2 separate regions of the Homo sapiens genome follow, and region 2 is linked to region 1. A link is an interaction called in ENCODE POLR2A ChIA-PET data of the cell type or tissue named here. Cell type or tissue: PC-3. All regions are shown on one strand. Links, peaks and the distances in the headings refer to the core of each region. The heading gives the core; the rest is flanking DNA. Region 1 holds the start of HOXC13 (homeobox C13). Region 2 overlaps LOC105378250 (a long non-coding RNA gene).

Region 1 (15,353 bases), core at 8,888-12,887:
CCTAGGGAAGGTTTCCTGGAGGCACTGGACTCCAGATCCCTGCAGGGCGGGACGGAGAAAAAGCCCTGAATACCACTGCCCACACCCCTCCAAGTCGGGAGCCCCCACGCGCCAGTCGAGCCTACGCAGCTGTGGGGTGGGAAGGAGAAGACAAGTCCTCCGCCAAGAACTCCCCCACGCAGCTCCTGCCATTCCCTCCGCCTGATTTCTGCTGGAGGAGGTCGTCAGTTTGCAGGGGCAGAATACGAAGCCTCCGGGGAATTAGACAAGACAATATTCCTGAGCTCTTTGAACGGCCCAGGTAGAGAAGAAAATTAAACAATGTAACTCATCTCTCTGCAAGTAAAGATCTAGAGCGAGATTAAGACCCTCATCCCCGGCTTTTCCTCTGAAGCTCCCCCAGAATAAGCCCGCAGGTTAGAGCTGGCTAGGTCAGGGAGTGCAAGAAGAGGTGCCTTTCGACATGGAGAAAGAGTACTCTCCCCCACAGATTTTGATACTTGATGCTGAAGCTACCAAGTAAAGGTTGAAGAAATGTTGGAGAGGGAGGTGCGGCGGGTGGGGATGTTCCTTACTGTCCTAGGTATTTGTAACCAAGGTAGATTTTGAAGTTATTACAAACATGTTCCCTGTTCAAATAGCATGGACCCCATTCTCCAGGCTCCACTGTGTGAGGCGGGTTTACAGCCTCAAGGTTCTCCCTGAGGTTGGGGATAGGGAATAACGCTAATCCTGCATTATAAAAAATAAAATAAAATAAAATAAAAATCCTGAAAGCTTAATTATCGAATAATTCAGATAAGTCCTCCTCCCGTCACTCACCTTTCGATTATTTGAATAATTCAGGAAAATGCAAATTCTGATTGTTTGTGGAGACTCATCATCGCTGGACAGTAAAAAGAGAGAGAAACAAGGAAAATCTAATAGAGAACAGCGCTCCAAGATGGTGAAATGGGTCTTCTGTGCATTTTTCCTTGTGTAGAAAGATAGAGTTGCCTTCCTGGGCATTATTTCCTGGAAGATATTGTATCTGTTGTGATAAAATGTAGAGTTAGATCAAGTCACCAAAATGCATATATGTGTGTGTGTATATATGTGTGTATATACATGAGAGAGAGAGAAGAGGGAACAAACATGGGTTTCTACTTGTGTCTATGAAAAATTTTATTTCTTGGCAGAAAGAATATTTGGGCTCCATTTTGTTTGTTTGTTCTTTGTTTTTTTCCAAGAAGATCATAGCTGGGTAGGACCAGTCTCCTCCACATAGTTTTTAAGCTGAATATGCACTTGCAAAGTGAAGTTGGGGCATCACCCACATAGCCTTCAGGTGGAAACTCGACTTGAAACTGCAAATTCAGATTTGTCTTCCAGGTGTACTGGCAGAGCATCTGAGATCCCCTGTTGGCTTCACAGCCTGAGGAGTGAGCCCAGAGAAGCCAGGAGACTGCAGTGGGTGTCTCCGGACCTTGCAAAGAACTCACTTTCCTAAAGGCTGAACTCAGAGCTAGACATCCTGAAGGATCAAGTCATCAAGGATCAAGGAGCAGTCATGTTTGACGGGGAGAGGGTTGGTTGGGCTTTCTTCTTCCCAGGATTAACCACATTTGGGAAACTTTTTTCAAGGGTGAGGGTGAGGCTAAACTTTGAAAGGTAGTGAATCCGCTTTTCTTATTGGTAATATTTGGAAGGAAAAATTCACCACTGTTTATGACCTTGCCCCTACTACTTAAAGTACAGAGCATTTTAAAGATAAGACTTAAAATAGGAAATTTGTAGACCCCAGTGCACCAAGTTTAGAAGTAGATTTGAAACATGACCAACTGTGAGTGCATGTTGTCATTGTAGGCTTCTGTATAAGACATAACCATGCCATTTCATATGTATTATATTCAGCAAATGACAACAAATACACAGCCACATCAAAATTAATAATAAGATTCCTGAGAGCTGAATAGTTTGCTTTCTTCCTTTGCCGTTATTCCAGCTAAGATTAACCAGCTTTTCAGAAGTCTATTATCATGGTTTCTTTCCCTTTGGTTCCCAGCCCTTGCCCACCACCTCCTACTTCCCCACATTTCTTTTTGAGCCCGAGATTCACTCAACCTTCTTTGACAAATCTTTATAGGTGTATGATTATCTTTGTCACACTTTCCTACCCCAAAACTGGGCATAAACCACAGAAAATAGTCTTTTTATTCCTTTGTTTCCCCATTTGGGAGGACCCCTTTCCACAGGGACCTGTGAGGGGAGAAGAAAGGGAAGGCTGATTCTTGGTTCACACAAGCATGCTCATGAATGCCCAGGCCCTAGGGTGAGTCCGCTGTCTACCCACACACTCAGAGCTCTCCAGGAACTTACTTGAGTCTCTCCTACCCCCACAAATAAATGTACCCACCTGTGTGCTCAGCAATAGGTGCACATAACGTGCACACAGGGCATCAGTCAGGATTGCGTGTGTGACTATGCCTGCCCCACTGGACCTGCTCTGGCGCCAGGTAGTGTCGCGGGCGCTTCCTAGTGCGGGCACTCATCCTGCCGCTCTCCGGTCGGCCATTTATTGTCTTGTGGGGAAGGGCTTTCGCCAAGAAACTTGGTCTGGGTTAGTGAAATAAAATACTAAACAATTACTATATGTAAAATTTTAAAACCAGCATATTAAAATAAACTAAGGAACTCTCTGTCGTGGGAGAAATCCACAGGAAAAGGAAGAGAAGGAGTTAGATGCTGGCGCCGAGTTCCTGGCGGAGCCAGGCGGCGGTGACTCCTCAGGCTGAGCGGAATCGCCATCCAGGCGCCGGAAACGACCCGAATCCCAAAATCCGTGGAAGAAAATTGCGCTGAAAGAACAGAGCCAACGCCCCCGTCCTGCCAAGTTTGGCGAGACGGCAAGTTGGCTTCAGGAGCACAATGCCGCTAAATGATGCCTAAGAGAAAAATTCTCCCAGAGAATTGTCTGGGAGCAACAGCAAAGACATGGTGTTTTTATTCTCTTAGACATGGTGTTTTTATTATCTATTAAAAATACAACTCTAAAAAGCATCTCTGCACTTACATATACCTACATACCATTTCCGTTTAATGGCTGACTGCATTAGAAAACAACATGAATGGAAATGCATTAACAAAGCATCTGTACTAATACACATCTTTACCCACAGAACTATACGTTGGTCAAGCCTCCCCCCATCTCAGCATGAGCATAAACACAATTAAAGCCTTTAAGCTTTTTCATTAAACATAACTATGTTGTCATATTCAAAGAATATATTATTTTTTAAAAATTGTAAGATTGTTATATGGATAATAAGGTAATCCTAATTATATGGATATGGGTATCTGAGGACACATTTCTTATGTTAATATTTATCTGAAGTTCCTATAACACCAAACAAAACATGTATTACATACTTTCTTGTCTAGAAATAAGTCTATAATAGATAAGAGGAATAAATCTGTATTTCTTCTTTGGAGGGAAATTCATTAATAAGCCAAGCACTGAAAAGAGAGCTACAAGTGCTTTAAATCACAAATACAGGCTATAGCAGACTATTCTCCCAAGGCCTTGGAGTAGGAGAAGAATTGCACAAGGTCCCCTCTTTTTGGGCTTTAAGAAATGCAGCTCTGCAAACTTGAGGATGTTCTTCTTTCCCAGCTATTTGCTTATAGTGGTTAAGCCTAAGGAGAGATGACTGCCTTTGAATAGAGCAGTTGGGTCTTTCCCAAGCTCACAGTCTAACAATGTTTTCTTCCTTTTCAGGTCCACCTCACCAGCCTGCCCCAACCAGCACCCCTGTTACAACACCCACAAATGTCTCCATACTACACAAGCACAATGCATACTTGTTTTAACACATGTTCCACAGCATGTGCACTGTCCAAAAACCAGGACTTAGCAATCATGTTCCGCGGAAATGCTAAAGACTATCAAATTTGAGGTGTCTGGGGTGGTCTCTTTGCCTTGAAAGATATTTCCTCTGATCTGAGTTAAATTTTTTTCTGACTATGCAGGTGATACATAATTCCAATATTTTGGAAAAGGAAAAATGAATGCCCCCATTCTCCTTTCTAGTTCCTTAGACTTCATCAGCTTTGCTGCATGTACAAGGCAACACGACGGCTAAGATTTAAAAAGTGCCTCTAAATACTCCCTGAAGGGGGGAAATTTGGATGAGAGGGAGGAGGCAGTGAGGGAGGGAAAGTTTAACACTCCCCAACCCCAAGGATATCAGAGTGATAGTTTCCCTCCAGTCACCAAAACTGTACCAAATTATATATGTTTAGGATGATTTAATTAATTACTACCAGCAAGAATCTTGTCCCAGATACCCAAATATACAAGCTCCCTTCTACCTTTTTGTTCCATAGATCCCAGTCAAGGTTAGTCATTTTAGCAAAAAGGTGTTTCTTTCCCCCTTTAGTTGAGCCTTGGGTCTCTCTTCCCTCTCTTTTGGAAGTGGAGGGGTTAAATTTTCTTTCTTTTGATGAGGCATCTTTTGAAAATCCTTTAATTTCTTGTGTTCTGCTCAGTGATTTTCATATTAGAATGTGCTTTGGCTGCAACTGCTGAGGTGTCTGGTCATGGAGAGAGCTAGGCTGTGATCCATCTAGGATATAATTTTTCCTCTTTCCTGTGATGAAATATATATATATATTCCTTCCATTATCTCCCTTTTAGGACCCCACCAAATTCCAGTTCCCACACCATGGTGGGACTAAGGAGGCCCCTCACCTCATAAGAGGTGAAATGCTCGGCCCTTCAGCTATGCCTTTTGTATTTGGTCATTCTTTGGGACAGGTTAACCAGTGCACTTTGACCCAGAAGAATGCCGTATTGAGGCCCATCCCCTCCCTGCCCTAAGAAAAATGTTATTTTCCATATCTGTTTTTAAAGTAACTGGAAATCTTTTAAAAGAAGGAAAAAAAGATTGGCTGGTCTGCCTCCCTTCTAGGAGCCTCAAGCCTAAACTTTAAAAGGTGAAGGTAATGATCGAAAGTGATAAATACCTTTTCCAGGCATTCGGTTTGTTGGCTTTCTGACCAAAAGGGGCTTTTGTTAGGTCTGTACGAGGAAGCCAAATTCAGCCCCCAGCAAATACTCCTCCACCTCTTCCCCATCCCCCCTCAGCTCTCTTGTCTAATTTGAAAATGAACTTGGACTTCCCTCTCAGACAGGCCCTAAAACCGAGAGAGATTTTACTTGTCTGTTTCTGAAGGGCTTCCTAAAAGGGGAAGGGTGTTTAGTGGGAAGGGAAGGGGACAGGAGGCCTTTTCCCCCAGTAGAGGACAGGGTGGGGGTAGGGGATGTAGTGAAGCCAGAAGGCGGGAGGAGATACTTTGTTAATTTCTTAACTCTGTGTTTATTCCCTGAACTTCTTTTGTCAATGAAAGGTAAGAGTAGGGAGGGGGCCAAGTGACAGACTGAGATATTGCCCAAAAAGAAAAGGGGGTGGATGGGGTAAGGGCTAGAAAAGGGCTGAGGAAGGAGGGGATGAGGAAGGTTGGGGAAGGGGCTCTGTGATGAGCTTGGCAGGGCTAGGAGCGCGGGGAAGCTGTGAAAGAAAGAGGACTGGGGTTAGGGACTCCAGAAGCCTCCAGAGGAGGCATTCTGACAGTTCTCCATGGAAGGGGCCACTTGACGTCCCCCGACCAAACCCAGTACACCACCAAGCAGAGTCTGCAGCTGGGGGCATCCTGGAGGAGAAACCAGGAGAAGATTTGTGATAGCCTAAACTTGGACCCCCTGTATGGATCCCTGCAGAGCCAGAGAGGAAAAGGTCTTCCGGGTGACCCCAAACCTTAGCCAGCACTGCAAGTCCTAACTAGGCAGCAGAGAGGAATGGATTTCCCTGATATCTATCACAGGAAAATAAGTGGGGCCTGGAGGTAGGCAAGTTTGGGTTTAAGAGCGGAAAACTCTGAAACAAGGAGCAAAGTGATGCTTCAGCTACCCTGGTCCCATCTTCCCTCAAGCTGGGGGCCTAGGGAGGGAGAACACTAAAGGTGGAAGATGCCAGGATGGCAGCTGCTGTCCAGGAGGTGAGTTCCCAAGCTAGTAGAAGAGGCCTAGTTGCCATTTTCAGAGGCTGGGCTGTGGGAGTAGAGAGATCAAAGTAGAGCAGGTTCCAGAGGGATCCAGGAGCCTGGGAGGAGGCATCCATGTCTGCAGGGTCCATGGCTGCAGGGACGAAGGGACCTCCTGGAGCCCAGAGAAGTGGAGGGAACGGAAAAAGGAGGGGAGGGTATTGGGCAGGTCCAGGGAGCTGCAGGATCAGCCAGTTTTCTTTCCTTCTCTACCAATATCACCCTCTGCAGCCCATCAGGAATTTTCTCCAAGCATGTGGGAGGGTCTTCCCACACTGACACACCCTCAAGGGTATACCCCCTCATATGCCCTTTCTGAACCCCCAATCCCTTCCTATAAGTGGCCTCTCTCAAACATCCCTTTCTTGGCTAGCTCAGGCCCTGTCTTCCTCTATCCTCCACAAATCTCCTCTTCCATCGGCAGCCTGAACCTTGGACAGGAAAGGGCCCCCAAACCCTTTGCCTGCCCTATAAGGCCCCAAGTCTGGGCCAGAATCCAGACCCCATGGTGGTGAGGCTCTTTGTTCTCCTACAGCCTCAACCCACCCCCACCTTTTTTAAAACTGGAATTTCTCCCATTAAAAGCGGGTTGGGGGAGCAGGAGCTTCAGCGCTTTAAGCTCCCCCCCGCCCCCCGCCCATATGGAGGAAACAGAGAAAAGGGCTGCAGGGAGAGAAATCATCTGACACCTAATTTTCAGAGGAGAAAATCTGGGCATTGAATAAGGGACACAGAAACGCCATTTCTTTCATCCTTTTCCCTAGCCTAGCATTGAAGCTACACCCAGCCCTCAAATGTGTGCATCAGGCTTGCACCCTCCGCTTGCAAATGTTGCTAAGTTACACCTCTGACTTCGTCTTAGATACAGTGGGGCATGAATTCCACCCCTCGACTTCAAAAAGACACAGACATCTGCTTCTTCATTTTTCTATATTTTCCTGGGGGATGTCTTTGTAAGTAGCGTAGGAAGAACATGTAAATTAAAAGTGTATACAGACAGACAAGCAGAGACCTTTATTTGCATACAGAGGATTTAGGCAGAGAGCTGGGTATCTTTAGGAACTCATTTGGGCTGTGTCCACAAGGCCGTGTGCTGAAACGGTGCAGGCAGCCTGCACCCATCCCTAAACTCACAGGCACGCAAGCGCACGCGCACACGCACATACACAGACGCTTCCCGTGAAAAAGCATATTAAATATCTCCTTTCTGTGTTGGATCATTTAAAAGAAAACATTTCAGAGTTGAACTTAGCCGAGAGCTTGGTTCATGAGCTGTAGCTGAGGGCAGAGTGGCTTCTGCCGCTCCGCGGTTGTAGAAGTCCCTTTGAAAAAGCAGCCGAGAGCAGAGCCGGGGCTTCCCGACGAGGCTGAGGAGCCGTTTTCCATTTTCCTTTCGTATAATTAAATGCTCCGTCTTTCTCCGCATACCAGCAGCTGGATTTTCTCTAAACTTCATCCACAGTCAAACCTCACTGCCTCATCCCCGAAGGCCGGCGGGGCGCGCCCGGGTGAGCACCGCAGCCGAGGGTTTCAGCGCCAGGCCCTGGAAAGGCTTTCTAGGGCGAGATCGCCTTGGAGATGTAATTACTACGTTTCTAGTGGTGCATATTCTCCTGGAGTGTTTAATTTGATTTTACTTGTGTCTCAGCGAGATCCACATTTTTTTTTCGGGGGAGGGGGAAGAAACCACCCCAGGCTTAAAGTTAATTAACCAGCAAGGCTTTACTTTCCACCGCCCTCCTGCAGGCTCTTGCCTCGGCGCCTCCCTTCCCGATCCCGGCTCGCCCCAGACTTGGAGACTGCGTTTGCAGGCGCGAAAGGTCTTGGGGAACCAAGCAAAAGAAGAGGGAATTGTTCAGAGCAAGCGGACTTCCCCAGCCGCCTTTAGCGCCCTTAGCCCAAACTTTCCCCTCCAGCCTTCCCACTCCTCCAAGTCGCTTTAGGGGCCTACAACTTCGGCTGGTCTTCTTGAGGAAGAGGACTATGGTTCCCTTTCTTTCTTCTCGCCACTAAATTTTGGCCGCATAGTGCTCCTAATAAATGGAATTGTAAAGTTGCCGGATTAATTAAATCTATATCTCATTGCAATAGGAATAGTTAATGCCCTCATATAAACCTGGAAAAGACCATACTATTAATTTTATTTATTGCTTGGCCGCCCTGCACCCAGATCCTTCACGCCGTTCTGGTTCCCACTCCCGCCATTCTGGTTCCTACTCCCAAAGGCTGGGGACGTGTCTTTGAGTCCTGGCCCGCGGAAAACGGGTCCGGCGTTGGGCCTGACCGGGGAGGGAGCCCCAAGAATGGGGTGGGCGTTTCAGGCCCTTTGTTTCTCCTGGCAGCCCTGCAGAACCCTGTCCACAGCGCCCCACTACTTCCACCTGGGAGCAGCACTTCACAGAAGGGGAGGCCAGGATCTGGGTTCCACTTCTACTACCCGCGGCTGGAAAAAGGCAGGCGTCTCCACCCACCCACCCCCACCAGCCAGGCCTTAGGCAAGGGGGCCAACGTCATACAACCCAGTCTAGACTTGGCCAGGCCCTGTTTGCTCTCCTCGTTTTACCTTGACCTTGGACTCCAGCAGCAGGATAAGCAGTTTCCTAGCAGAGCCGGCTCCCAGCAAGACCCTATCTTCCACTGGGCTCATCTCTCCCCGCCCCTCCCTCATTGCCCTCAATGCACACTCGAGCTGGTCTCCTTATGTCTTAACTCTCTTTCTGTTGTATTTTTCCTCCTAATGCCAGCCCAGCCCGCAGCCTGCTTTCTGAACTCTGAGCTGACCCTTCTGGATGAAGATCACGCAGATAAGAATTACTATCCTAACTCACCGATGTCCGGGTGCTCTCAACCGTCAAACACCACCTTCTCCCCACAAAGAGGAGGGAGGTGGCCCGAAGGGGTTTCTGCAGACCTGTCCATTTGCTCTCCACTTGAGGGGTGCAGTAGGTCTGGCTGAGCGAGGCGCTGCTCTGTGGCCATGGTCTGTGCGCTGGCTGCACACGAGCACTCAGCATTTAAAACCTGTGGCAGAGGGAGGAAAGAAGGAAACGCTGCAGCCCCTTTCCCCTCTTATTTTTCTCTCTTCATTACGATTTCTCAGGGAGGTCCTGTGCTGAAAGGGAACTTGACTCAATTCCACGGAGATGCTCCCTTAGAAAGGGGTGACTCTATTGAGGCTCCTGACAAGTTGGGAGATTGGGAGGAAAGAAGGGAGAGCTTTTGAAGAATCAGTAAGTTGGTGTTAATTTTTTCTTTGAAATAGGGGGCAGTTTTAGATCATGAAACTATTCCTCACTAAAAGAGGGTGACCTAAGAAAGCCGTGGGAGCTCCATTGCGGGTATTCAAACTGGGGACTGTGTCATGTGGCTTAACCCAGGCCCCTGAGGGCAGAGGTGGGTTCTGCAGGGTCCCCCAGAGTGGCGCCAGAGAGAGGTCCCTCCAAAGGTGTAGCACTGAATCTCCCCCATTTTCCACGTTTTCTTTTGTATACCTATAGAAAGCGCGCTCTCCTTCGCATCCAGGGCTTTTAGCTTTCCCAGGCTGAATCTTGCGCCCCCACCACCCGCATTTCTTTGAAAAACCTCACTCTGAGATTTTTTATTTCTATTACATATTGAAATATCAGTCTATTCTATTGCTTTTATTTCCCTCGTTTTATTCTTTCTCCATTTATTGCCGAGTATATTCCATTGCCTCTCGATCCCCTGCCCCAGGTGATGAATTCTGTATTTGGGGGTTGTCACACCCCTCTCCGCTTGAGAAAAATCCAGCGAGGTAAAGCAGAGTGTCCTTTTCAGACATCTAGAGTTTTGGGGAATGTGGCTGAAGGTAGGAAATGGAAACACAATCCCGGCATCAAAGGCTCGCTACGCAGCATCGGGTTCTTTCCAGCCGCGAGCGGAGGCGAGCTGCCAGGGCCAGAGCGCTCCTGACTGTTTTCTATTATCTTCATTTATTATTTTTTAAAACCTGGTTTCTTCCCCACCCTTAGCTTCAAGCCCCAATCCAGAGACTTCAGCAGTCACAGTGATCGGCTTGGCGGTAGGGGGTCTGTCTCTCCGGTGCACATCCTATGCCTAGGCGGAGGCGCCCAGTTACAGCGCTCTCCTCCCTACACCCCTTTGCGTCGGCCAAATTCAGCCTCCCCCCCCTCCCTCTCCCTCCCTGGGGCCTGCCGGGGGCGTCTCCCTGTCCCTTTAAATCTCCCAGCTCCCGCCTCCTTTGGCCTACCTGAGATCCAATCAGCACAGACTTTTTCCCTTTCGCCCCGCCCCACCTCGAGGGGAGGGAACCCCAGGAGACCTGGCCGGGGCATCACGTGCGCAGAGCGGGTCACGTGGGCGCGGGAGGGGTGCTGAGAGGTGGAGAGCGGGAGCCGGCGGATTTCTTAATGAAGTGTCTCCGCATGCGTAGAGGGAATGTAGGGAGGGAGGTGGAAGCACTAGGAGGAGGGGAGGGGTGGAGAGAAAAGAGGGGAGGGATGGGGGGAGGGGAAACAGGAGCGAGGTGTCTCCCTAGCTCGCTGCCTCTGGCAAGTGGAGTTTTTAAAAAGCTCCAGCAGATCATGTCATGACGACTTCGCTGCTCCTGCATCCACGCTGGCCGGAGAGCCTTATGTACGTCTATGAGGACAGCGCGGCGGAGAGCGGCATCGGCGGCGGCGGCGGAGGAGGAGGCGGCGGCACGGGCGGAGCGGGGGGTGGCTGCAGCGGAGCGAGCCCCGGCAAAGCCCCGAGCATGGATGGTCTGGGCAGCAGCTGCCCGGCCAGCCACTGCCGCGACCTGCTTCCGCACCCCGTGCTGGGCCGCCCGCCGGCTCCCCTGGGCGCCCCTCAGGGCGCCGTCTATACGGACATCCCGGCCCCGGAGGCGGCGCGCCAGTGTGCCCCGCCGCCCGCACCCCCCACCTCGTCCAGCGCCACCCTGGGCTACGGCTACCCCTTCGGGGGCAGCTACTACGGCTGCCGCCTGTCGCACAACGTGAACCTGCAGCAGAAGCCTTGCGCCTACCACCCGGGCGATAAATACCCGGAGCCGTCGGGCGCCCTGCCCGGTGACGACCTGTCCTCTAGGGCCAAGGAGTTCGCCTTCTACCCCAGCTTCGCCAGCTCCTACCAGGCGATGCCCGGCTACCTGGACGTGTCGGTGGTGCCCGGGATCAGCGGGCACCCGGAGCCGCGTCACGACGCCCTCATCCCCGTCGAAGGCTACCAGCACTGGGCTCTCTCCAATGGCTGGGACAGTCAGGTGTACTGCTCCAAGGAGCAGTCGCAGTCCGCCCACCTCTGGAAGTCTCCCTTCCCAGGTAAGGAAGGGACCCGAGCGCCGCCGCCGCCGGGGACCCCTCCCCGCCCTGCCTGCCCCGGGGCTCCGCGCCCCAACCACCCCCGCCGTCTGGCCCCGGCGCGCCCGCTCGGCTGGGCTGCCTATGGAGCCGGCCGGGCGAGCTGCACTGAGGAATGCGCCGGGGAAGAAATCTGCTCCGACACGTTCTCTGTAGCTGCCCGGCCGAGAATGAAGCAATCACAGGCGCCCGAAAGCCGGGCCGCCGGCTCTGCTCTGTCCGGTAGCTCGCCTCCGCCTCCCCTTGCAGGCTCCAGCCTCCCGCCGGGCTCTTGGCCCCTAAACCTGCTTCCGGCAAGGGATGGGGGCGGGGTGGGCCTATAGTGCCTTGGAATCCAGGACAAAACCCCCAACCCACCGAATAACTGGGGAGGGCGGAGAATAAGAACCCCCACTTTCTTTGACAGAATTCGCAGGATCGTTCAGGCACTAGACAGTATTTTTTAAATAGGGGACTAATTTGCTGGGGTCTACAGAAATGTGAGATTTATTTTTTTCCTTTCCTGACTTATTTTAAAAATCTGGCCACGAATTTCCTGATTGTTGAGGGAACAGAAGATCCAAAATCTCTGGAGAGGGAGTGGAGAGGAGGCTAGAATCCCTCCCCAGCATTGTAAAGTTTTCCTTGCCTCTTTGGTATATTGAGCTCAAACCTATAGACATTTCCACTGCCAACTCCCCCATATGTGGTCGAGAAAGAGAGTTAGTTATTGGTGCCCCAGACACAGAAAGAAGGGCGTGGGGATGAGAAATGGGAGAGGAAGACCTGTTCAAGACCTGTTCAGGGGCTTCTGGAGTCCAGACCCAGGCTGGGGACCCCTTGGTCTTGTCTGGCTAAGGATGGGAAGGGAGAATTCATTCCCCTCTTGTTCCGTCTCCAGTTGAAGAGAGAAAGGCTCCTGTAAATCCCACCGCTCTCCTTGCGGACAAGACCAGTCCCAGGTTTCCCAAAACCACACCAAGAGCTTTGGATCCTGCCTTGTGCTGAGAAATCAGGATTCCGGTCTAGGGAGTCCAGCATTTGAGTCTGTTCTCCCTGTAAGCAGAGCTCAGTGGGAGAGCGTTCTCCCTTCTGATACCTACAGAGGTCTTTGGGGGTGGGGGGCCCAGGGCAGCCACAGATGTCTCCCGACAGTGCCCAGCTCCCCGACCAGCTCCACGTGCCAAGCTCAGGGATGTTTTCCTTGGAAAGCATAGACCCAAAGACCTCCTAAGGGTGGGCCTGAAATTCCTCTGCATACGGAATTGGAAGAAGAGGTAGGTGGTTTAAAAAAAAATACTGAGTGATATTAGAGAGTGTAGCAAATAACATTCTTGTGAATATTATGAAATTACTTAGTATAACACAACTCAATACCAGGGTATGACCTACACTAGGCACCCTGACTTCTGATTGCCAGAATTAAGGATGGTGCAATTTTAGTACATGGTATTATGCATCACCTACCCTGTATTGGCTGTAATATTTTTATATAATATGATTTCTTTTATTAACTACCTAATATGAAATATACAATAATAGATTTCTAGAAAGACAATTCACATGTTCATAATACAGCAATGTATTTTAGAGAGATGGCCCTTTAATTCTCTATCTCACCAAAACACAAAGCTTCTTAGGAGATTGGGGTCCAGCAGGAATTCCTGGGGCAGGGAAGCCAATGGGCTATGCCAAGGGGCTAAGGGGTAAGGGATCAGGTGCCCACCAAACCCACTGTGGATTGGGGGCACAGGCCCAGAGCAATGTGCAATGGGTTTAGTGTGAAGAGGTAGAAGAGAAGGAGCTGTTCTATGTATGAATGTGGTGTGGAGTAGGGGTGAAGGATTGGAGAGAAGCTGAGAAATATCTTTGAGCAAAATAAACATCTCAAAGATTCCTAGGACACAAAACAAAACAAAACAAAACAAAACAAAACTCCACTAAAAATAAATACTTTTTTGATCACAGCCTCCTAGAGAAAAATATCTTTGAAATAAAAAAAGTATATCCCAATTGAGATTTAATACACTTGCAAATTATGGCATGGAAATGGATATAAAACCTAGCATGCCTCAGCAGCTATGTGCTCCCACAATCCCCGTGTGGAAATAGAATTGGGCTGATGTATCTCAGTGAGTGCAGAGGTACAGACAAGAGGCAGACGAATAAGAAATTATCTTCAGACACTCTCCATCTTTCTACCCACTCAGAGATCTTTTAGAAGTAGTGAGATTTCAAGATAACTCTGTCTGTGCAATTGTGGTTTGTTCGGCAACATGTAGGCATAAACACTGCTGTCTCTCTACAGTGCCTCTGGCTCTGAGAATCCTCATCTGTGGTAGTCTGGGCTGGTGTGGGAGATGGAGGCAATTGTTCAGCAAGATCCAGATAATTAGGGCCAAGATGTGTCGTGGCTTCTTCCTTCTCCCAATTATACAGACTCTTGCTTTATTGCTCTGGTTTTTTTTTTTTTCTCCCTACGGTGAGTGTAGACTTTTTTTTTTTTTTTTTTTTTTTTTTTTTTTTTTTTTGAGAGAGAGAGAGAAGCAGAAATTCCAGGAGAGAATCAGAAAGGGAGAAAAAGAGAGATGGGGTTTAGGAGAGAGAAAGAGGGAGAAAGAAACAGTGGGCTATTTGGACCACACTAGAAGTCTTTACTGACAAGCCTTTGGATTTGGGTTGGGAAGAGTAGCAAGCTGGATTTCTAGCTGGACAAGGCACTCTTCAGAGCCCAGAGCTTGCCTGTGGGGGGGCGGGTGGTCAAGGGTGGGTGGGCTGTGGGGAGCTGAACAGAGGGGCCCCGAAGCCCAAAAAGAAAGCCATGGCTGAGCATTGAGATGATTTTTATTTACTCCTCAAAGGTGTCTATTAGGTTTCCAGGCATGAAGTCATTCGTGTATGTGATCTGGAGGGAGACTAGGGAAGGGGTGATTGTAAGATTAATAACTAAGCCCCCACTCACTTTAGGCAGTGTACGCACATCTCCAGGTCCAAGCTACCAGATGTTTCTTCATCTCTACATACCATTTCCTTTCCAGATAAGGCAGCAGACAAAGAAAGGGGGCTTCTTTGAGAAGGCAAGACTGGAGTTATTTCCCCAGGAGGCCAAACCAACCTGCAGTTGGTCTGATCCAGGACAAATTGGCTAAATCAATCCTTGGCATCCTATAGAGAAAAATAACCAGTTTAAACCAGTTGTCTACTTTTTAAACTGATTTTTTTTAGGGTTGATTAAATCTCATTGGAAATTTAGAGCTAGAATTTAGGAAACCAAAATTGGATAGGTAATTGTGAGAGTTTAAAGAGAGTAAAGTAAAAAATTAGGGACAATTATCTGGCTAATTCAGAAACAAAAACCCACCTTTACCCTACTGTATTCTTCTCCAGGGAAAAGGAGGTGTTTTAAAGCTGGATTGTATTAGCTGGCCTATTTCCATTTTAAAACTTACTGTATCATTTTAAGAGTCAGAAAGTCTGGCTTTAAAATCTGGTTCTGCCACTTAAGTTATTTTACCCACTCTGAGCCTCAGATTCCTAATCTTGTAAAATGAGTTTAACAAAATAATCCTGAAAAAATGTTCTGAGGATTAAAAACAACAATAACAACAACAAAAGCAACAAACTCATGGTATCACTACATATCCTCTTCATTCTATTCTTGTCAACAAATCGTCAATTTCCCAAATCATGGTTACCTCTGTAAGAGTAAAACAAATTTGAGAACTGAGAGATTTAAAGATAATGGTCGTGTTCAAAAACAAATCCTTTTTAACCTAAAGGATCCATACTGTTTAAATAAAGTTATTTTGTTTTTTAGATTTTTTTAAATCATAGTTTATTCTCACAGAGGCAGAGAAAAATGCCAGGTCCAACAGTTTTCCTGAGAAATTGTCACCAGAAGACAGTCAAATGAGGCCATTGGACCCCGTCTCCCATTTTCTTCCTGAG
Region 2 (15,353 bases), core at 6,966-10,965, 110 kb before region 1:
AACTCCCATTCAATCATTCGCTACCTCTGGCAGTTCATTTCTTGCCACAACTTGCATTCTGGCATCATTGCTCCCCCCACGCAACAGCTGATGACATCTCTTGGCCTCCCCCATCCATTCAGCAATACCTCTCCCCCCAACCCGCCTCCTCTGCCTGCTGTCCCAGCCTGTAACCCTGATCTCATTTCCTCCTACCTCTCACACCATTTTGAGACCTCTTGCCTCAGCCTGTGCCTGAGCTCCTTCCTTTGCTGCTCCTCTTATTCCTTTGCAGAGCCCACTATGCTCTGATCTAGGATTGTACCTGCACATTTGTATCTTGCCCAAGAATCCAGGAACCAGAGGACTCCCCAGAGAAAAGGGTGGCTCCTATCCCCATGTTGCCCCCAGCTCCTCAGTGGGGTGGATTTCATGCCTGGGTTGTGTGTTGTTTGTCTGTCTCAGACTTTGCAGCCCCTGAGGCAATGGCTCTGTCTTTGCAGGCTCAGGAAAGCCTTGGCAGCCAACAAATAATAAATAACACCCTGGTAACACCACCTGCAACTTGCTAATGAGTGTCTTTTCTCCTGCCTTCCCCACCTCTTGGAGGTTGGGGGTGGGGACCCCCAATCTCTTGGCAAATGGATACCTTCCTCTTGTTCATGTCTAGAAGAGTTGATGTTGGAGATTTGTGGGTGAGAAGAGGCAGAGGGATACAGAGGTGACTTTTAGGAGTACATTAGTCATTTCTGGTTTCAGAGTTTTGGAGAGACTGTAGTCTTCAAGAGTAGGGTCATCCTTCTGGGGGGTCTTTGGGTTTCTTGAGGGCTCCTGGGCTTTGGTTTCCAGAGGCAAGCCAGGGAGCTATCACCCGACCCCATCTCTTCCCACAAAGAATATTTCCCTAAGTCGTTGGTTGGTTTTCTAAATTTGACACTCAGGTTGTCATCTTCTTCTAAATCCACAGGTTAGGTCACTAAGTGACTCTACTGTCTTCTTTTTGGTTTAAAGTATTAAAGTTAATGTCTAAGATTGAGAAGAGAGATGGGTGCTTGGTGCAGTTTCCCTGAAGGCACCTGTGCTTGAAATTCCAGCAATTGCCAACAGGTGAATCTGTGTCTTGTCTTTGGGTCATCCAAAGAGAGCAGAAGAAGTATGCAATCTTGTTCGCTTATGCATTTTCATATTGTTACCAAAATGCCATTATTTTAAAGTATATCTTATGATGTAGGCATGACTCTATTCTAAAACACATACGCCGTCTGGCAAAAGCCTTTTAGACCTTCATTTCCTTGTAGCAGCAAAAGGGAGTGAGTGGAATACATGCTTGTCTGAGACAGTCTCTCTAGTGCCCCATCTGAATCCTCCATGGAGTTAGCCTGTGATCCATTTTTCCAGAGGCAGGAAAATGAAGCTCAGCTCCTCCATGCCTTGCCAAGAAGTGTCACTCTAAAGGACTGAATTTCCCAGAATCATCATCCTCTGATCCCCCTCTTGATTCAGGGAGTGTTTCCTCAGCTACTGTCCATCTCCTTTAAGAGGAGATGCTTCCTTAATTTCTGCTTCTGTCTTCCAAATTTACCCCCCCAAAATTGCCCATTCCCTCACACTTCGTGCCAGTTCTTGGGGTGTAAACAGTCTTGTCTGGTATTTGGGGTAAATGAGCTCTGTGTTTGATTAATTCTACATGATCCTGCTTGTAGACGCTGGGGGAGGAGCTAGCCTCCTTTCCATCCCCCTGGAGTCGGAACCCAGACCTGGGCCAAGGAGGTTCATTTTCCCACGTGTAGGAAGCTGATGGGCCCCTATTCCCTGCAACATTTGGCTCCTTAGGTTCTCTGAGTCACCCCCTGACCCTAATCATCTGCAGCAAGGGCTCAGATCCATCGGGCCAACCTCACCCAAGAGGGCTTAATGAGCACCTGGCAGCTAAGTGCTTTGAGATCTTTCAGATGAAAAGGGCTGTCAGTTGTTCTGGGGTTATTAATGCCAGGGTAGTGGCGGCAGCAATTACTCTAGACGATCAGGACATCCAGCTTCCTTTGTCCTTGAAGTGAGTGCCTGGTTCTAGGAGGAATGGCTGACTGCCTTGCTATATCTGCCTTGGGTGCTGATGGGATGCTAACAAGGTTCTTTTTACTGTTTGCCATCCTCCCTCCACAGCTGGACAGGTAGCACTGCAGAAGCTCAGTAAATTCTGAAATACTCACTCTCTAGGGGGTGAAGTGACTCTGAAGAGTGTAGAATGACAGAAGCGAGAAGCCAGGGCTAGAGGATAGCCACCTCATTTGTGTCTTCTGTGTCTAGAATTGAAAGGAGAGAGGAGTGCTGGGTGCAGGAGAACTTGAAAAAAACAATTTTGCAGAAGGGCTTGAAAAAACCAATTTTATATGTAGGCATGAGAAGAAAAGGAAAGGAGTTCTAACCACAGCTGCTCAGAAATAATATTAAATTTGTAGAAGAGATAGGAAGCATGACAAACCAAGGAAGTGGTAGAGGCACCTTCTCTGCAGAGTTTTAAATGAAGAAAGAGGAGGACCATTGCAGGGGCAGAAGGATCACCCAGGATAACCTTAAGGACTCTGAGGTCCTGAGTGAACAAATCCACAGGGCACAACCACATTCCACTTTTCTACCTGAAAGGGGTGAGGTTTATGTTCTGGGCTTTAGTCTCTAATAACCGTGGATGGTAGCAATGTATTTTGAGGGGGTAACAATGGACTTGCCGCTCCATTCCTCCTGCAAGCACTGGGGTGGCGCGGATGGGCAGGAGGATCACAGGCAGAGAGAATGGAGCCTCAAGTGCCTATTTCCCAGCTTGTCCTTGTCCTAAGCACCTTTACTCTGGGAACAAACACCATTTCTTTACCATCTCCACAAACACAATCATCTTCCTTGGGAAGGAAAAAAGTCACAGATTTTTGTTGAAAAGTCATTTTGTCTTGTTCTCCTGGGAAGTTATGTTTACTTCCTGAAAAATCTAACCCAGACAGGAGAGATGCTCTTTTATGTTTAAAGGCCTGAAATGAAGATGTCACATACTCTAGCATTAACATTCTTACCTTAACCACAGAGACTGTCCTCTTTTCCCTTGCTTTTAAAACCACAAATTTGGACAGTGCCATCTTCACTCACATCTACGCTGGATCAGTTATTATCGTCCCAGTCTACAGGTCCCTGGGGTTTGGTCTATAGCTCTGCATTGTTTGCTGCCAAAAGTGCCTGTTATGGCACAACCCTATCTTTACTAAAATGCAAAAAACTAGCCAGGCATGGTGGCGTGTACCTGTAGTCCCAGCTACTCAGGAGGCTGAGGCGGGGGAATCGCATGAACCTGGGAGGTGGAGGTTGCAGTGAGCCGAGATGGCGCCATTGTACTCCAGCCTGGCAACAGAGCAAGACTTCATCTCAAAAAAACCCAAAAAAACAAAAACAAACAAAACAAAAACAAAAACAAAAAAAAAGGTGCCTGTTATTTAGATAATAAAATAAAAGTGCCTGTTATTTAGATAATTTTACCCACTCTGAATTATGTGCTATTTACTACAATTGCTAGAGGTCTAGAAAAGTGTTTTTTAAAAGTCACATGGCTTTGATAAAAGGGTATCAGTAAGAAAGTAGTGATTTATATGGAGAAGAGAAAGGTCAGGAATGGAGGAGGGAGAGAGAGGAAACAGGGAGAAAAGAAACTGCTGATCAATGAATTTAAAGTATTGCAAGCTCAAGAACAGGAGAATAGTGACCTTTCCTGAGGCCAGAAGAGAAACAACTGGGACTGTAAACATGAAGGGTTAGGATTAGACTAAAGGAAGCACTGCCTTACTGGGGAGTCAAATGAGGCTACTGTTGAGAAAGACTGGAATCTACTGTTCTTGGAAATTCTATGCAAAGGAACCGTGAAAGTGTAGGGGGAGCCAGGGTAGAAAGGACTGACTGCAATAATCCTTTGCCACTCTCCTCCCTGGCTGTTTCCTGCCCTCCCTTATCTGGCAGGACTGTCCAATCCTGCTCTCTGAATCAGATTTGATGACTCAACACTGACCAATTAGGCGTTAACACATCTATCTCTTGGGCTATCTAGCCATCTTTATGGAGAACAGGATCTTAAATCTCTGCTCATCGGGACAGCCAGAGGCTTTGCCTAAATGGTGGAAAGAGCTGTAGACATTTTTCATAATTATAATGACTTTTTACAGGGAGAGCCATAACTCCTGCTCCATAACTCCAGGGTGAGAGAAGAGCCCATTTCAGATTCTGTGATGTGGGGAATGGAGCCATCTGATGGCTGTCTTCTCTAGGCAGTCTTTGCTTTCCTAATATGAACAACTTCTGGGAGCAAAATTCACAAAGGAGGATAAGACTGTTTCTATTCTAGGAGCCCTTCCACTGAGATGAGACAGGCTGTAGTCTCTAGAGGCATACAGTGAGTGACAAAAGGTCAAGAAATCAATGAGTAGTACATGGCCTGGCTAAGCTCTAAATATCTGTGTGTGGGAAAAGGCATTTTAGTTATGGAAGGCTTCCTGGAGGAGGCAAATAAGGAGCTGAAAAGGAGGAGGTCATTCTTAGATAGAGTAAATGACTTTTTTTTTTCTTTTTAGAGACAGGGTCTCACTCTGCCACTCAGCCTGAAATGCAGTGACGTGATCATAGCTCACTGCAGCCTCGAGTTCCTGGGCTCAAGCAATGGAAATAGCCTTTGGGTAGAGGAAGGTGATTTTGAGATGTTGACCATCTTAGGAGCATAGATCTCATTATGAATCATCTAGAGTCTTGCCATTTTAGTTTTCCAGTTGATTAATTAGCTCATATTACTGTCACTCTCTCCTAATGATCCCCTACGGTACACCTCCAGCTTTATAAGAACTTCATGACACCCTACAAATCAGGCCGGAGATCTCCTATTTTACTACTACTCTGCTTGTTCCACTCCTGTTCAATAACTTTTTGGTCTATTTCCTCTTCCCCTATAATGCTGAACATTGTTCCAAATTGCACTTCAGGCCTTGATTTCAATTACTAGATCCTCAAACTACTAGATCCTCAAACTACTAGATTGTCTTTTTCTCATCCTTCCAGCAATGTGCTGTTTCCTTATGATACCTAAGCAACTCTCATGGGCCAATAAGTGTGTCAAAATGTTAATGATCAGCAAACTCTGTTCTTTCCCAAGCCAAGTACCTCTGAGCCTTATCTTGTCTGATGTCTTTCTTTGGCTAATGGTATAGCATTAATGGTCTTCAACTTTCTTGTGTTAATCTTACTGATGTGTGTTTCAGTCCAGGAGTTCCTGGAAGCAAGGCCTGTGTTTGCACTTTTTGCTTTATTCCACACCTCTCATAGCACACTTTAGACCCCGAATTCATATTTTCCAAGTTGCTAGAGGTGAACAATTAGCTAGATAATTTGATCTGTGTAGATAACTTTTGTTTTTCTGAAGCATGTTTGAAGAGTTAAAATATGCATATTATTGCTTCTATAACCTCCTCCTCCTCCTCCTTCTTCTCCCTCCTCCTCCTCCCTCTTCTTCTTCCTCCGCTGCTTCTTCTTCTTCTTCTTCTTCTTTCTCCTCCTCCTCTTCCTTCTCCTTTTTTCAGACAGGTCTCATTCTATCACCCAGACTGGAGCACAGTGGTGTGATCATAGCTCACTGCAACCTGGACTCCTGGGTTCAAGTGATCCTCCTACCTCAGCCTCCCAAGTAGCTGGGACTATAGGTGCACACCAAAATGCCTGGATAATTTTTTTTTTTAATACTGAGCCTCACTCTGTTGCCCAGGCTGGAGTGAAATGGCAGGATCTCAGCTCACTGCAACCTCTGCCTCCCTGGTTCAAGCAATTCTCCTGCCTCAACCTCCCAAGTAGCTGGGATTACAGGTGCACACCACCATGCCCGGCTAATTTTTGTATTTTTAGTGGAGATGGGGTTTCGCCATGTTGCCCAGGCTGGTCTCGAACTCCTGACCTCAGGTGATCCGCCTGCCTCGGCCTCCCAAAGTGCTGGGATTACAGGTGCAAGCCACCATACCTAGCTTCCTGGATAATTTAAATTTTTTTTTTATTTTTAGTAGAGACAAGGTCTTACTGTATTACCCAGGCTGGTCTCAAACTCCTTGGCTCAAGTGATCTTCCAGCTTTGGCCCCCCGAAGTTCTGGAGTTATAGGCATGAGCCACCACACCCAGCCTGTAATCCTCTGTGGCTAAGTAGACACAATGTGATGAGGATATGTATATCATAGAAATTGATCTTTGATATTCTTCTAAAAGTCTTTCTTTGTTCAAAACACAGAAAGGATGACTTGTTGTGCTTCATTGATTTATTCAACAAATTGCCTTATTTTTATTGCTACTATTCTGGACAAGGGATGCAAAAATGAAGAAGATAAGGTCTTTACCTTTTAGGTGCTTTCAGGTTGGTGGGAAGATAAAGAAGTAAACCAGAATTTACAATAGAGCATGAGAAGAGCTGTGACAGAGGAGTGCCTAGGGTACTGGGATAAAGCAGTAGACACCTAACTCTGGTGCAGGGAGATGTCATTTATGGGCCCAGCCAGCAGCAGGGGAGAGTGGTTGTGACAGCATCAGACTAAGGCTAGCCACTAGGAAGACCTTCTCAGTTAGATTGTGATTTCTCAATCTATGCATTCATGCACAGAATGGTCACACGCTAAGTACTATGTGCCAGTCACTACGCTAGCTCTTATTTAGAGTGGTGGACAGAGAATACAATATGCTAAAGGCTGGGGTAGAAGCTGACACTATCTCAATTAAAGCCAGTTGAAATGTTATGCTGCTCAGAATGTGGAAGAGGAAAAAGGAGGATAATTTCAATGACTTACCCTCTTACTCCTTTCAAGTCTGTGAATAGGTTGATACAAATTCCGCTGCGCAGTTTATTTATCATCTGGAATCCCAGCAGTTGAAGGATCCGGAATATATCAAACTTCCTAGGTCTCTGTTTGGACACCCTTCCTAGTTCAGGAAGCAATTAGTCTGAGAGAGACAGAAGTGAGAGTGTAGGAGCAGAATATATATCCTTTTAAAATAATTTAGTAACAACTCTAGGTAAGTGACCAATAATTTATAGAGTCTATTCTTTTTATAGAGATATTTCCTTGCTGCTCAACCAGCGAGCTTGCTGGGTTTAGAGGATTAATCTTTGACGTAGTAAATATGCTCAAGTTGTAATTCAGTCTCAGGGATAAAGGGAACTTAGACTTGTCTTGTATAAGGGAAAAAATATTAAATGGATTTGTTGAGGACCCGCCGTGGTAGTCCTTATTGTCTCTTGTACCTCAGCATTGCAGCTTTGGAACTGCAAGGGACCTTATTAATCTTCTCATACAATGTCCTTATTTTACAGATGAGGAGACTGAGATTTATGGTACATGAGGTGGTGGCAGATCCAGGGCTGAAACCCGTGTCTCTTGACTCACACTTTTGAAACTGCACTGTGCTACTGCGCATCACAAACTCTAGCCTCACTTGCAAGGCTCCCCTTAACCGCCTTCCCCTCGGTTCTTTTCTGTCCCTTCCTGTTGTCTATTTTCGGCAAACTGAGCTCCTCCCTGGCCTCCTGTCCATGCCACACGTTTTCTGCCTCTGAAACCTCCTGTAAGCACTCCCCCTCCTCAGGCTGGATTGCCTTTACTTTTCTCTCCCTTCTGCTCCTTGCTTCCTCTCCAACCCAATTCCACACTCCCTCTTGCAGGAAACCTTCCCAAAATAACCCCTTCTTACTTGGAATATTTCTTGACTCTGCATCTTTTCAGCCCCATTGTTGGTTTATACTTGCTGCTGCTTTATTGCTTAATAAGCATTTTGAAGTCTTTTTTTTTTTTTTTTGAGACAGAGTTTCACTCTTGTTGCCCAGGCTGGAGTGCAATGGTGCAATCTCGGCTCACCGCAACCTCCTCCTCCCAGGTTCAAGCAATTCTCCTGCCTCAGTCTCCTGAGTAGCTGGGATTACAGGCATGCACCACCATGCCCGGCTAATTTTGTATTTTTAGTAGAGACGAGGTTTCTCCATGTTGTTCAGGCTGGTCTAGAATTCCCCACCTCAGGTGATCCGCCTGTCTTGGCCGCTGAAAGTGCTGGGATTACAGGTGTGAGCCACTGTGCCCGGCCTCTGAAGTCATTTTTTAGATATTTGTGTTCTGTCAATTTACTTAGATGAGGAACTTCTTAAGGGGAAGGCCCCTCAGAACACACACGGGGAGCTTATACTGCTGCCTGACTAGAGCTAGACCTGGGATAGTCTGAGAAAGTTCAAATGACCTCTGCATTTCAGGAAAGAAAAGAAGACTGTCAACTTAGGGGTAGTGGGAATGCTGATCCCATTTAGAGGCAGTTGGCACCTATTTGAAATTCCTTCTTATGGTTATTTCCAGTCCTGGGATTCTGTAACCCTATGAACCAACTTGGTTATGCCCTTGCCTGATCTTGATGCTATTACCAATTTTGTGGCCTGTATTAAATAATAAGACATCCCATAACTAGTAGGTGGCAGATTGGTGTGTCCACTGCAGGTTATAAAATAAAAAACTAGCTTGGTGGAGGGACCTTCCTATGTGTAATGCATTGTTAGGTAGAGCACCTGGCTGCCCAATGGATAACCTCAGTTGCTGCCTGGAGGCCTCTACCTCGGGGAAGGGAGGCCTTGAGAGCCATTTTGACCCAAGTTCAAATTCTCTAGAACAAACAAGCCGATCTCTTGCTCCAAGCTCCAGTCAAAGAGGCTCCAGTGTGTTTATTGACTCTTGCATGACCCTGCCCTGGAGAACAAACAAACAGCTCAACCTGACTCATTCCCTCCACCAACTATACTCAGGTCCATTGCTGGGGTTTGCCAGAAAAATCCCTCAGGCCCTGTGGAAAATTAGAGAGCCAAAGGTTAGGGCTCTCTGGTCATATATTCCTACTCTTTCTTCCCATAGAACGTTAACCCTCCCTGGAGGTGCAGAAGACTAGCAGTGACTTCCAATTCATTTGACTTGGGCCCTCTCCATTGCTTGAGGCAAATCAGCTTGCTTCACTGATTCATTCATTTGACAAATATTTATTGAACACCTGCTATATGTGAGGCTCTCCTCTCTTAGGATGGGAGCTTACTGATTTTTGCTATGGAGAATGCTGATGCTTCCATCTTTATTTATTTATTTACTTATTTATTTATTTATTTATTTGAGACAGAGTCTCGCTCTGTCAACCAGGCTGGAGTGCAATGGTGCGATCTCGGCTCACTGTAACCTCCACCTCCTGGGTTCCAGTGATTCTCCTGCCTCAGCCTCCCAAATAGGTGGGACTACAGGTGTGCGCCACCATGCCTGGTTAATTTTTGTTTTTAGTAGAGACGGGGTTTTGCCATGTTGGCCAGGCTGGTCTTGAACTCCTGACCTCAGGTGATTGCCCCCCTTGGCCTCCCAAAGTGCTGGGAATACAGGTGTGAGCCATTGCGCCCAGCCCAATGCTTCCATCTTTTAACTAAAAGGTTTGAAGTACCCTTTTCCAGACATCTTGTAAGAATAACAATACATTTTCTCTCCCTTACCACCATTGGAAGAACTTAGTTCTGAACCCAAACCATCTCCTTTCATTAAGCCTTTGGTGGATCATTTTTACTCTTGGGATTTCATCAAGCCCTGCTCCCCATTTTCCCTCACAGAAGAGGAGGCAGCCTCTTGCGCGTGTATGTGTGCTCAGCTTATTCCTTCTCAATGATTTTTAAAAAGAAGGAACCCAACTCAGCCCCTCCTCCTTGTTGTGTTTAAGGGAGTGCTGTTTCCTAAACTGTGTAATCCTCAAAGCACTGAGGTTTCACCTAATGTTAATAAGGGTTTCTTGAAAAAGCATTGAATCAGGTCATTTTAGGAGACAGTGAATGAGACAAAATTAAAATCTTAAGCAGCAGGGCTTCTCAGAACCTTTAACATATTAATATTCATTTGAAATCTCAAGAGGGAGACATCATTTGCAATATTTTCCAAATTATTAGACCATGGAAGCCACTTTTAAAGGAAAACCTCTTATTCGTTCTTGGGACATTAGCATTCCATTAAATTCAGTTTGAGAAATGCTGATGTAGTAGCAGGAATATTGAATTAAGAGACAGGAACCTGAACTTGCATCCCTCTTTGACACTCAGTTTTGTGACTCTGGAAAAATCACTTCTCCTCTATGGACCTCCATTTCTTTACCTGGAAAATGAGAAGGCTGAATTAAATTATCCTTCAGTCCTCTTCTAGTTCTGTACAAAGGCATCCACAGGTAGGCCCAATCTCCTAAGAACCAGAAACAAAATCTTAGGTGGATATCTTGACATACCAGTAAAGGATATACAAATAATACAATAAAGCTTTAAACCAATCTGTGACTAAAGAGAGCTGGAGTAAATGCATTTTACAAGAAAGGAAAGATATTTGTGGAAAGAAAATATGGTTGTTCCATATGCAGCTGAATGTCTTAAGGGAAAGATCTGAGAAGGCTGCTTGGAAGAGGAGCATTGGTATCAAGAGAAGAGAGCATACTCTCTGCTGACAGGAGTGGGTGTGGAGAGGTGGGGTATCCCTGGTTTATGGGGCAAACTACTTGGTTGATAATTCAAAGAGAGTTGAAGAAAGTTCATCTGGGAATTGTGATGGAATAACCCAGATCCTGGGAGTCAATAAAGGTAAAGGAGCTTGACCTGGAGCACCTAGGAAGGTGGGTCAGTGCATATTTCATTCCCAGTCATCTGTGGTGAGGTCAAGGCTCCAGGGTGCTTACAAAAGACATGTGCATATGTGGATGGCCTTGGAGACAGACAGGTTCCCTAGTGGGTGGCCCAAACCTCTTGCCTCTTCTTGCATTGTGTGTGATGGGCTAGAGCTCTAGATTAAATCCATGCCTATGAGCACTGTCACTAAGAGAAGATAAGAACTATGAGCAGAGATGCTTATCTTTATAGCTATTCTGGTTTGATTTATATATATATATATTGTGTGTGTGTATGTGTGTGTGTGTGTGTGTGTGTGTTGGGTCTATATGCACCTATGTGTATGAATGTGTTTTTATGTAAGTGTGCGCTTGGACATGTATGTGAAAATGTGACCATGTTTTATATGTATATATGGGTCTGCAAAGTGCTTATATGTCTACCTAGGCTGTGTCTGTGGTAAAAAAAAAGTGAGGTTTAATTTTATGTATGTGTGTAAAATGGTGTGTACACTACATGTGCATATGGATAGTGGTCTAGTTTATATATTTGAGGCATGTATTAATATTATATTCACATTCATATTTATGTGCGAATGTTTATATGTATTTATATGTCTGTATCTTAGGTTGCATCTTTTTGAACTACTTATTTTTATATTTCTTTGTATTTAGGGGTGGGATTGTTTCCTGAATTCAAAAAGTGTTTATTGAGAGCCTACTATGTGCAGGGTATATTCCTATGTATGTATGTGGGGTGTGCCTAAGTCTATAAATATGCTTGGAAGGTACACATGCCCTTATGTATATGCCATCAAGTTCATTAAATGCTTAAGTGTATACTGATATCCTCACCTATCTAATTTTTTTTTTTTTTTTTGAGATGGAGTCTTGCACTGTCGCCTGGGCTAGAGTGCAATGGCACGATCTTGGCTCACTGCAACCTCCGCCTCCCAGGTTCAAGAGATTCTCCTGCCTCAGCCTCCCAAGTAGCTGGGATTACAGGCACCTGCCACCACACTCGGCTAAGTTTTTGTATTTTCAGTAGAAACGGGGCTTCACTGTGTTGGCCAGGCTGTTTTCAAACTCCTGACCTCATGATCCACCCGCCTTGGCCTCCCAAAGTGCTGGGATTATAGGCGTGAGCAACCGCGCCTGGCTACCTATCTAATTTTTAAATCCTCTATTAAATGTCATCACTGTAATCTCTTCCTAATTATTTTTTGGAAGAAGCAGGAGATAACTAAAAAGATTGAGTATGAGCATGTGTATGCATCTAATGCAGGTATGTCTGTGTGACGTAAGATTGTGCCCTCTTTATTTTTTCATTTATTTTCATTTTCGACCTCCTGCTAGATCTTTGTGCCATCTCACTCTAAGCACTTCTTGCTCCCTTACAGCTTGGAAAAATACCTAAGACACTCATTCACCACTATGAATGAATGCCTTGTTTTCTCTTCCTGGTGTGTCCAACCCAGGAAGAAAGGATGAGAGACAGTTAACAACTGATATTAAGCTCTAGCTGTCTAAGAAAATTTTTCTTTTTGCCTCTCCCTGGCCCTATCTTGTCTATCCTTCAACCAGTTCTCCTAATCCCTCGAAAGAGAGACACAGGTTTTCTTTTCCCCAGAGAAACCAGAGGGAGAGGAAGAGAGATTTTACTCCAAGGGAATCTGCTCCCATTTTATGGGGTTTGTCAATAATGTTCCTTCATTAAGATAGCATCTCAGAATGAAAGAGGCCTCTGCTCTTCGTGAAAAGAGTTGTTTTTTCTTAAGGGGGGAGTGTAGGGGGCATTAAATAAACCTGTTTGTTAAAAAAGTACCTTTGCAGCAGGAAATGTGTTATTATTGTAATTGTCTGATGCTAATTATACTTATTACTATAATAACCATTTTGTTGTAACAAATGATGTAATCCTCTTCATTTCTGTCACTGCCAGAGGCAGAAGTGAGTGGAGTGTCTATAGCAAGAGGGGGTACTGGGGGGTGTTCTTGGTGGGGAGGTGCAGTCAGGCCTAGTGAAGGTGGGGAGCATGTGCTGGTGGCTGGCTTTGCTGCTGAGGAGGTGGGAGATGCAGGGCAGAAGATACCTAGACTGTTTCACTCCCCAAGCCTGCTTTTCTCTGGAACTCCGTTCTAGGGCCTTTCCTGAAAGCATTTACTCATTCAGTCAGACCTCCGTTTATTAACTCAACAAGCACTCATTTAGTACCTGCTGTGTTCCATATGTTAGAGTCAGCCCTAGTGATATAGAGTAAACCAGATAGGATTTTTACTGCTGAGATGTTCACAGTCTAGTGGTGGAAAGTGTTTGTAAGCTTGCAAACATTATTTTCAGTGCACTAGAATAAGTGTGGTATAGAGTATTTAGAGTGCTATGAGTATATGCATAGAAGAGGTGACTTATTCTGGGTACAGAAGCCTGAAAAGCTGGATCTTTTGGAGGAACACTAGGAGTTTGCAGCACAGAGAAGGGAGTTAGCATGTCCAGGGAGAAGGAACTATATTACTAAAGGTATGGAGGCATGATAAAGGCTATTTGTTTTTGTTAATATTAATAATAATTAAAAAATGATAAAAATAGCTCATATTCATATCATACACTGTTCTAGGAACTTGCATGTGTTGATTCACTTAATCTTCACAACAATGCTATGTAGTTGCTCTGTAGTGAAAATTAAGTGATCAATAGATGCAAAGTGCTTAGAACAGTGCCTGATATGAATAAGCTATTTTTATTATTGTTTTGTTATTACTATTTAACATATGCAAAAACAGAGACTTAGGTTGAGTAACTTGCCCTGTTTCACATATACAGTAAGCAACAGAGCTTAGGTTTGAATCCCAGTTCTGAGTAGAGCTCCAGTTTTCAGCCACTCTTGTAGTTAGGATATGGAGTGCATGCTAGGGAGGGGTGGTAATTTGTAATGAGACTGCCAAATAGTTTGGGGCTAGAGTGTAAATGGCCTTGTATACCATTAGAGGTTTTTAAACAGAGGAGTAACAAGATAGGACCTGCATTTTAGAAAGGCAATTCCCCAAAACTAGGACTGTGTGGACAACAGGCCCACTGGATCTTCCCATCTCAAAGTGAAGCTGAGGGTTCAGCTTCTAAAATAGCCAGCTCTTGGTCATCGCATTCAGCTCCACAGTTGATCCAGCCAACTGAGCTGCAGAGCTGCTCTAGCTGGCTGCCTATGAGAAGTGGAAGGAAAGAGAATTGGAGCAACTATCAGGTTAATAAACTCTGTGGAGAGAGCCAAACCAAATTTCCAAGGCCCCACGATTAGTTTGTCTAAATGAAGCACAACAACATAATGCTGATAGGCCTGACTTCCTTTAGTGTTAATGGACCTTACAGATCTTCTCTAACTTCTGGGCTGTGGCCTTGTCTGTCTTGTTTACCACAATATCTCTAGTACCAGCAGAGGGCCTGCCAATGGTACATGTTGATAAATCTATGATATGAATGACCAGTCACTTGTCCTGGAGCTCTGGGTACCCCAAGCTTGGCTGAATGCTCCCACAATTGAGTCATTATTAATTAAAGAAGTAGGCCAGGCACGGTGGCCCACACCTGTAATCCCAGCACGTTGGGAGGCCGAGGTGGGTGGATCACGAGGTCAAGAGATCGAGACCATCCTGGCCAACATGGTGAAACCCCATCTCTACTAAAAATACAAAAATTAGCTGGGCATGGTGGCATGTGCCTGTAGTCCCAGGTACCTGGGAGGCTGAGGCAGAAGAATTGCTTGAACCCGGGAGGCAGAGGTTGCAGTGAGCTGAGATTGCGCCACTGCACTCCAGCTTGGTGATAGAGCGAGACTCCGTCTCAAAAAAAAAAAAAAATTCCTCCTGTTGTCAGTGCCCTTCTCTCCATTCCACCACACACACACAAACATATATTCTCCCCACTTATCACTTCGAGGTCTGTCTTTTCACCATAAAGGAGTGCATCAAAGATAATATTAATAATGGCTAGTAGTCACTGAATGCCTACCAGTGCCAGGCATTGTTCTAAGCCTTTCATGTGTTAACTAAGGTCTTACAGCAATTGGATGAGGAGATACTATTATCATTCCCGCTTTATAGATCAGGAAACTGAGCTATGAAGAAGTCAAATAACTTGCTCAAGGTCACACAGCTGTTAACTAGTAAACCCTTATCCTCTTCATTAATGCATTGAAATATTAATAAGCATGCAAATCAGCTGAAGCCTTGTTAAAGTGCATATTCTGATTCAGTGACTCTATAGTGGGGTCTGAAAATTCTGCATGTTTAGTAAGCCTCCAAGTGATGCCAATGCTCTCCGTCCATGAGTACATCTTGCTCAGTGAGGCTCTGTAGTGTGTTTGCAAGCTCTTTGTACCAACCATTTTCTGACTCCTGTTGTCATTAGCTATCAGAGTTATTTCCTGACTTGATATGACATTTGTTTAAAAGAAGAAACTGACACCTATGGTGTCATGGTATACAAGGCCATTTACACTATGGCCACTGGCCAGTTATTTTGAATGAATGTCTTTGGTGCAAAGAACTGATCCTAAGCAAAGGGAGGGCGGCTCTAGTCTTAATGGCTTTGAGCCCAGCTCATACTGCAGGCCCTGATCATGTCTACTGGTTGATGGCCACTGGGGGAGTCTCCCCTACTTTTATTCCATTGAGGCCACTAATTGAAT

Evidence for each region. Peaks named below come from ENCODE experiments on the same cell type or tissue, not always from the same donor. Only the 100,000 strongest peaks of a DNase experiment are listed, where the experiment ranks them.
Region 2: POLR2A ChIA-PET joins it to region 1 with 5 read pairs; 4 of 35 experiments call an interaction of 5 or more read pairs at or near these places.

The regions. Positions count from the first base shown.
Region 1 is chr12:53,928,256-53,943,608 of GRCh38, forward strand. HOXC13 (homeobox C13) reads left to right here and starts at 10,576. Exons shown (of 2, transcript NM_017410.3): 1 at 10,576-11,387. The coding sequence starts at 10,652. It overlaps HOXC13-AS (HOXC13 antisense RNA), which reads right to left and starts at 11,388. Exons shown (of 3, transcript NR_047507.1): 1 at 11,216-11,388; 2 at 8,910-9,102; 3 at 7,073-8,114. RefSeq lists an enhancer at 1-585. In PC-3, for the core only: no CTCF peak of the experiment used is centred there; a DNase peak (open chromatin) is centred at 10,396; H3K4me3 peaks cover 3,002 bases.
Region 2 is chr12:53,816,737-53,832,089 of GRCh38, forward strand. All of the region lies in intron 1 of LOC105378250 (a long non-coding RNA gene), which reads left to right. Among named protein-coding and RNA genes, the nearest start is that of CISTR, 72 kb to the left of the region's middle. In PC-3, for the core only: no CTCF peak of the experiment used is centred there; a DNase peak (open chromatin) is centred at 8,875; H3K27ac peaks cover 3,171 bases.